Linked DNA regions of Homo sapiens: region 1 is linked to region 2. A link is an interaction called in ENCODE POLR2A ChIA-PET data of the cell type or tissue named here. Cell type or tissue: PC-3. All regions are shown on one strand. Each heading gives the region's core, and the rest is flanking DNA. Links, peaks and the distances in the headings are about the cores only.

Region 1 (2,903 bases), core at 241-2,740, 130 kb before region 2:
AACAACACAGAAAACAAGACCTGGAAGAATCCACCTCGCAGGGGCAGGCAGAGAGGAGCCCATGGAAGGGGAGAATCGGGGGAGATAGAGCAACAGAGACAGAGAGACAGAGACACAGACCGAGACAGGGGGACAGAGACCCAGAGACCAAGGGGCAGAAAGGCCATTGGGTTGGGCAGCTCAGAAGTCACTGGGGGTCCTTAAAAGTCTTTTTCTTTTGCTAACTGTGCCATGAATGTCCTTGTCCTCAGTAAAGACATGACCAAGTATTTAGAGATAGGAGACATGACCTCTGCAATTTACTTGCATAAATGGTTTAGAAAAAAATCCTTATCTATTTGGAGACAGTGATAAAGCCAGTGTGGCAAAATGCACCCCCGTGGAGAAACTAGGCCCAGGGTTTGTAGGAGTTCTTGGTCATATTCTTGCAATGTCTTTAAGTAAGTTTGAAATTATATAAACACAAAAATTCCTTTGCTTTAAAAAGAATACTTGGAGGATTTTGATGATGGTGGGTTAGCCAGCTTGGACAAAGCTTAGAGAGCAGTTTGACAGTGAAGGGAAGGAAAAGGAGGCAGTGATCCTTTTTTTTTTTCTTTCTTTCTTTCTTTCTTTTTTTTTTTTTTTTTTTTTTTGAGACTCCCAGGCTGGAGTGTAGTGGCTTTATCTCGGCTCACTGCAACCTCTGCCTCTCGGGTTCAAGCAACTCTCCTGTCTCAGCCTCCTGAGTAGCAGGGATCACAGGCGTGCACCACCACGCTTGGCTAATTTTTGTATTTTTGGTAGAGACGGGGTTTCACCACGTTGGCCAGGCTGGTCTGGAACGCATGACCTTGTGATCCGCTCGCCTTGGCTTCCCAAAGTGCTGGGATTATAGGCCTGAGCCACCGCGCCCAGCCTTTTCCTCTTTTTTTCTTTTTTCTTTTTATTTTTGAGACAGGGTCTTGCTCTGTCGCCTAGGCTGGAGTGCAGTGTCACAATCACAGCACGCTGCAGCCTCAACCTCCCGGGCTTAAGCAAGGACAGTCAGTGACTGATTCTAGCCCAGTTTCTCCATTAGATTCTTCTGCTTGTCAGTTGTACAGATTCCTGGGGCGCCCTCACCCCTACCCCAACACCACCACTCAGACCTTCGGAATCAGAGTCCGCAGGAATCTGAATTTTTATCCAGTGCCTTGGGTCATTCCTGTGACTCGTATGGGGAACAGGGAGGAGGAGAAGGTGCTCGTGCTCAGGCACACTTCAGGGCTGAAACAACTTTCCCAGAGATGAGGGCGAGGGGAGGGGACCGGAGAGCAGAGGGAGGCGAGGGAGCAGAAGGAGGAGCCCCCAGGTGGGAGGACGGGGGTCTGCCCAGCTCGGCCGGGGAGTGCAGTAGGGGGGCGTCCTCCCGACTAAGGGCAAAGGAGGTGACGGCGGGGACGCCCGCCCCGTGACGAGGAGGGCTCGGCCGAGCCGTCCCGGGGCGACAGGAAGCGGCCGCCCTTTGAAGGCCCAGCGGCGGCGCTGGGTCAGCCAGGCCAGCTTGTGGGGGAGCGGCCGCCCGCGCACGGCTGGGGCCGGGGCCAGGGCCGGAGGGCGCCGCAGGAAGGGGCCGGGGCCGGGGCGGCTTCTCTCCCCGCAGCCGGCGCCTCCACGCGGCGGTCAAGCTCGCGCGTGGGCTTTAGCAGTTTCGGGCGTGCACGTGCGCGGAGGCTCCTGCCTCTGCGGAGCTCGCGCCCTCAAGAGACTTCCAGGAGGGTTTGGAGCCCGGGTTTCTCTTTCCCCCAGCCCCGGAACCCGAGTCTGCTCCAAGTGCGCATCTGCGCGGCGGCCGACGGGGACGCAGCCCGGTGTCCCCGGCAGGACCCCGGAGCAACGTCTCCTGGAGCCTGTGCAGAAGCTGGGCTTGGCGAGGGAGGGGGTGCTTCCGGGGACACCCGCGCAGGGAAAAGGAGGATGCTAGTGACCCATCCTTTCTCGCCGTGCGCTTTAATTTCAACAAACCCTCCATTCCCCTTGTGTTCCCTTCTCCAGCTGCAAAATTAAAAGTATCCAGGGCCGGGAGCGATGGCTCCAGCCTGTAATCCCAGCACTTTGGGAAGCCGAGGCAGGAGGATCACTTGAGCCCAGTGGGTTGAGGCTGCAGTAAGCCATGATCATGCCATTGAACCCCAGCCTGGGTGACAGTGAGCCCCTGTCTCAAAATAAAATGGGAGACCTGGGGAAAGCGGATGTGGCTCAGGCCAGGGACTAGGGTGAGGCTGTGGGTGCAAAATTAAAGGAGGGGTGTCAAAAAAAAACTATTCAACATAAATAATATTTTAGTGCAGTGTTTTTAAAAATACAAATTAATGCAAACAAGTCATCATGAGCAAGAGATTTGTTTAAACCTAGATAAAGACAGGATCAGGTTATTTACTTTTTTACTTATTTATTTTTGAGACAGAGTCTCACTCTGTCGCCCAGGCTGGAGCACAGGAGTTGATAAATACCAGGCGCCCAACAAGCTCCGCTCCCGACTTCATGCAGGCCTTCCTGGGCCCCACAGGTAGCCTGGGGAGGACCGTGGCTGGTGGATGCTTTTCCATGATGGAGAGGCTTTTGCTTAGGAAATAGGTTTATCCTCAGAGTATGACTCGGACACCAGTTGCCTTGTCTTTGGAGGGAGAGGGAAGACCCACTCGGCTTGCCTCTGGGACTGGACCGGAGGCTGAGAGCCCAATCTTTGGGGTGGAGCCACATTTGGGGCTGCCACGACCTGGGGATGTAAAGGGAGTTAGACCACAAGGATTTGCATGCTTCACATGAAATGTGGCCCAGCCCCCGTCGGGGGAGCCCACCCAACTTCCATAAAGGAGGAAGGTACAGATCACTCCTGCAGCCTCCCTGTCCCCTGAGCCCCTGTCTAGCCATGTTCCTAC
Region 2 (2,903 bases), core at 168-2,667:
CAAGGAGGGTGGATCACGAGGTCAGGAGATCGAGACCATCCTGGCTAACACAGTGAAGCCCCTTCTCTACTAAAAATACAAAAAATTAGCCGGGCGTGGTGGCGGGCGCCTGTAGTCCCAGCTACTCTGGAGGCTGAGGCAGAAGAATGGCGTGAACCCGGGAGGCGGAGCTTGCAGTGAGCTGAGATCGTGCCACTGCACTCCAGCCTGGGCGACAGAGTGAGACTCCGTCTCAAATAAATACATACATACATAAATAAAGTGCCTTAAATTTTTGTTGATATTTTGCTCAGCATAGACTTTTACCGGCTGTATTGAAATATGCACCATCTAACAGTGTGTGATGTGCACCGTTCGGCGGTTTCAGCACACGCAGAGTTGTACAACCATCACCACCATCAATTTCAGAACAGTTTTGTCACCCCAGGAAGAAACCCGTCAGCCATCACCCCTCTGACCCTCCCACTCTCCCAGGCCTAGGTGACCGCTAACCTTCTTCCTGTCCCCATGGACTTGCCTATTTGGGACGTCTCCTGTGATGGAGTCAGGCAGTCTGCGGCCTCTCGTGTCTGGCATCTGCAGTGCAGCTGTGGGCTTCGAGCTCCATCTGTGCTGTTTCCTGGGTCAGCGCCTCCTTCCCTTTTATGGTCACATAATGTTCCCACCATAATTTTCCTTTGCAGTGACTTTGAAATCTTAAAATGCTGCATTGAAATATTACCTGGACAGTCTGGGCAACATAGTCAGACCCCATCTCTAAAAAAATAAAATTAAAAATTAGCCAGGTGTGGTGGCATGCACCGGTAGTTCCAGCTACTCGGGAGGCTGAGGTGGGAGGATCACTTGAGCCCAGGAGGCTGAGGCTGCAGTGGGCTGAGATTGTGCCACTGCACTCCAGCCTGGGCAACAGAGCAAGACCCTGTCTCAAAAAAAAAAAAAAGAAAAGAGAAAAGAAAGAAAGAAAAGAAATGTGACCTGGATTACTGAGTTTCTCTCTCTCCCTTTTAATCTCATGCCTCAGTTGCCTCCCCCAGGCCTGGGCCTGATTTGTTTTAGGGAGTTTGGAGTCTGACAAGTTCAGCTGGGCTGGCCCTGAGCACAGCCCTTCTGATGGGGGGAAGCCGCAGGGGAGGCCCAGGCTCCCAGGTCACAGCAATGCCCACTCACGCAGCACCTTGCAGGCCGGCTGGTGCTGGGGGAGCCCAGTGAGGGAAAGCCATGCCACCGCTCCCCACCGTCACTCTGCACAGACCACACTCTCAGCCACTGTCCCCCAGCATGGCATGCAGGGGAGGGAGAGTGAGTGACGTGCCCAAGCTGGAGGCCACGAGGACCTTGGAGCCTCGGACAGAGGACCAGCGGCTGTCATGTGCAGAGGACTTTGGGGGTGTAGGGCAGGTCCCATCCTGGATGAAGGTGAAGGAGGGGATGGCAGGAGTGGAGCGGTCGCCTGGCTGGGCAGATTGGTTTTCTTTGGGTGAGAGGATGGGGAAGAGCTCAAGTGCTGAGCGGGGAAAGTGTCTCCCGCCACCTCGGCCCGTGGGAGCTCAGCCCTCTGCCCCATTAGTCATGGATTCTTTTCATTGTCGTCATCTCTCCGAACACAAATATTGTTAAACTCTTGGCTGAACTCCCTGTGCATGTTGGCGCTGAAAAATGTGAGGCCGCTGTGTGTGGGCCGCTCGGGCCTCCTGGGCTCGCAGGACACACCGAGCTCGGTCACCCCGTGCTGGCCGCGGCGTGTCTCGCTGACACGTTTCTTCCTCTGGGTCAGTTTGCAGGGTCCAGTGCGGACGGCACCCGGCGGGGCATGGGCGTGGACATCTCTCTGCTGAGCTGCCAGTACTTCCTGGCTCAGATTCTGGTCTCCCTGGTCCTGGGGCCCCTGACCTCGGCCGTGGGCAGTGCCAACGGGGTGATGTACTTCTCCAGCCTCGTGTCCTTCCTGGGCTGCCTGTACTCCTCCCTGTTTGTCATTTATGAAATTCCTCCCAGCGACGCTGCAGACGAGGAGCACCGGCCCCTCCTGCTGAACGTCTGACATCGCGGAGCCTCGACTCCGGACACGCGCCTGCACCTGGGGGTCTGGAGCAGGCCGACCAGTGAGGACCAAAGGGCCTTGTTGGACAGGGGGACTGGCTGCCTACTGGAATGTAAATATGTGATAAAATAATAAATGACAGCGGCAAAGCCTATGGTTTCTAGGCATTGCTCTCTGGTGGCTGAGAGGTCCCCATGGGATTGAGTTACCCTCCTGAGGACTCGGGCAGGGGAGGTTTGTAAGAATCTTTTTTTGAAAGTAAAGGTGTAATTCAATGGTTCTCAACCAGGGGCAATTTTGCCACCCCACCCCCACCCCCAGGAAGACATCTGGCAAAGTCTGGAGATAGCTTTGGTTGTCACAACTCGGGGATGCTGTAAACCTCCCACGGCACACAGGACCGCCCCAACAGCAAGGAGCTAGCAAGACCCAGCTGTCAATTGTGCTGAGGTAGAGTGAGCCTGGTCTAACTGGACCATACATTCTGTACATTGCATCCCAGGGTAGAGTCACAGTATACAGGTCTTTTGGATCAGAAGGCCTCATATTCATTCACTTGTCCATTCATCCATTTATTCTCTCATCCATTCATTCATCTACCCATCCGCATATCCACCCATCCACATAACCATCCATCCACTCATCCAAATATCCTCCCATCCAAATATCCACTCATCTATATATCCATCCATCTACATACCCACCCATTCATCCGTCCACATAACCATCCGTCCACTCATCCAAATATCCACCCATCTGAATATCTACTCATCTATATATCCATCCATCCACATATCCACCCATCCACCCATCTAAATATCCACTTCTCCATATATCCATCCATCCATCCATCCATCCATCC

Evidence for each region. ChIA-PET counts read pairs that join two places held together with the same protein. Peaks named below come from ENCODE experiments on the same cell type or tissue, not always from the same donor. Only the 100,000 strongest peaks of a DNase experiment are listed, where the experiment ranks them.
Region 1: POLR2A ChIA-PET joins it to region 2 with 28 read pairs; 6 of 35 experiments call an interaction of 5 or more read pairs at or near these places.

Annotation. Positions count from the first base shown.
Region 1 is chr1:8,215,794-8,218,696 of GRCh38, forward strand. No RefSeq gene overlaps it. Among named protein-coding and RNA genes, the nearest start is that of LINC01714, 8.6 kb to the left of the region's middle. RefSeq lists an enhancer at 1,072-1,573. In PC-3, for the core only: no CTCF peak of the experiment used is centred there; no DNase peak of the experiment used is centred there.
Region 2 is chr1:8,341,973-8,344,875 of GRCh38, forward strand. It overlaps SLC45A1 (solute carrier family 45 member 1), which reads left to right. Exons shown (of 9, transcript NM_001080397.3): 9 at 1,775-2,193. The coding sequence ends at 2,041. Among named protein-coding and RNA genes, the nearest start is that of SLC45A1, 25 kb to the left of the region's middle. RefSeq lists an enhancer at 904-1,644. In PC-3, for the core only: no CTCF peak of the experiment used is centred there; a DNase peak (open chromatin) is centred at 1,609; H3K4me3 peaks cover 638 bases; H3K27ac peaks cover 1,462 bases.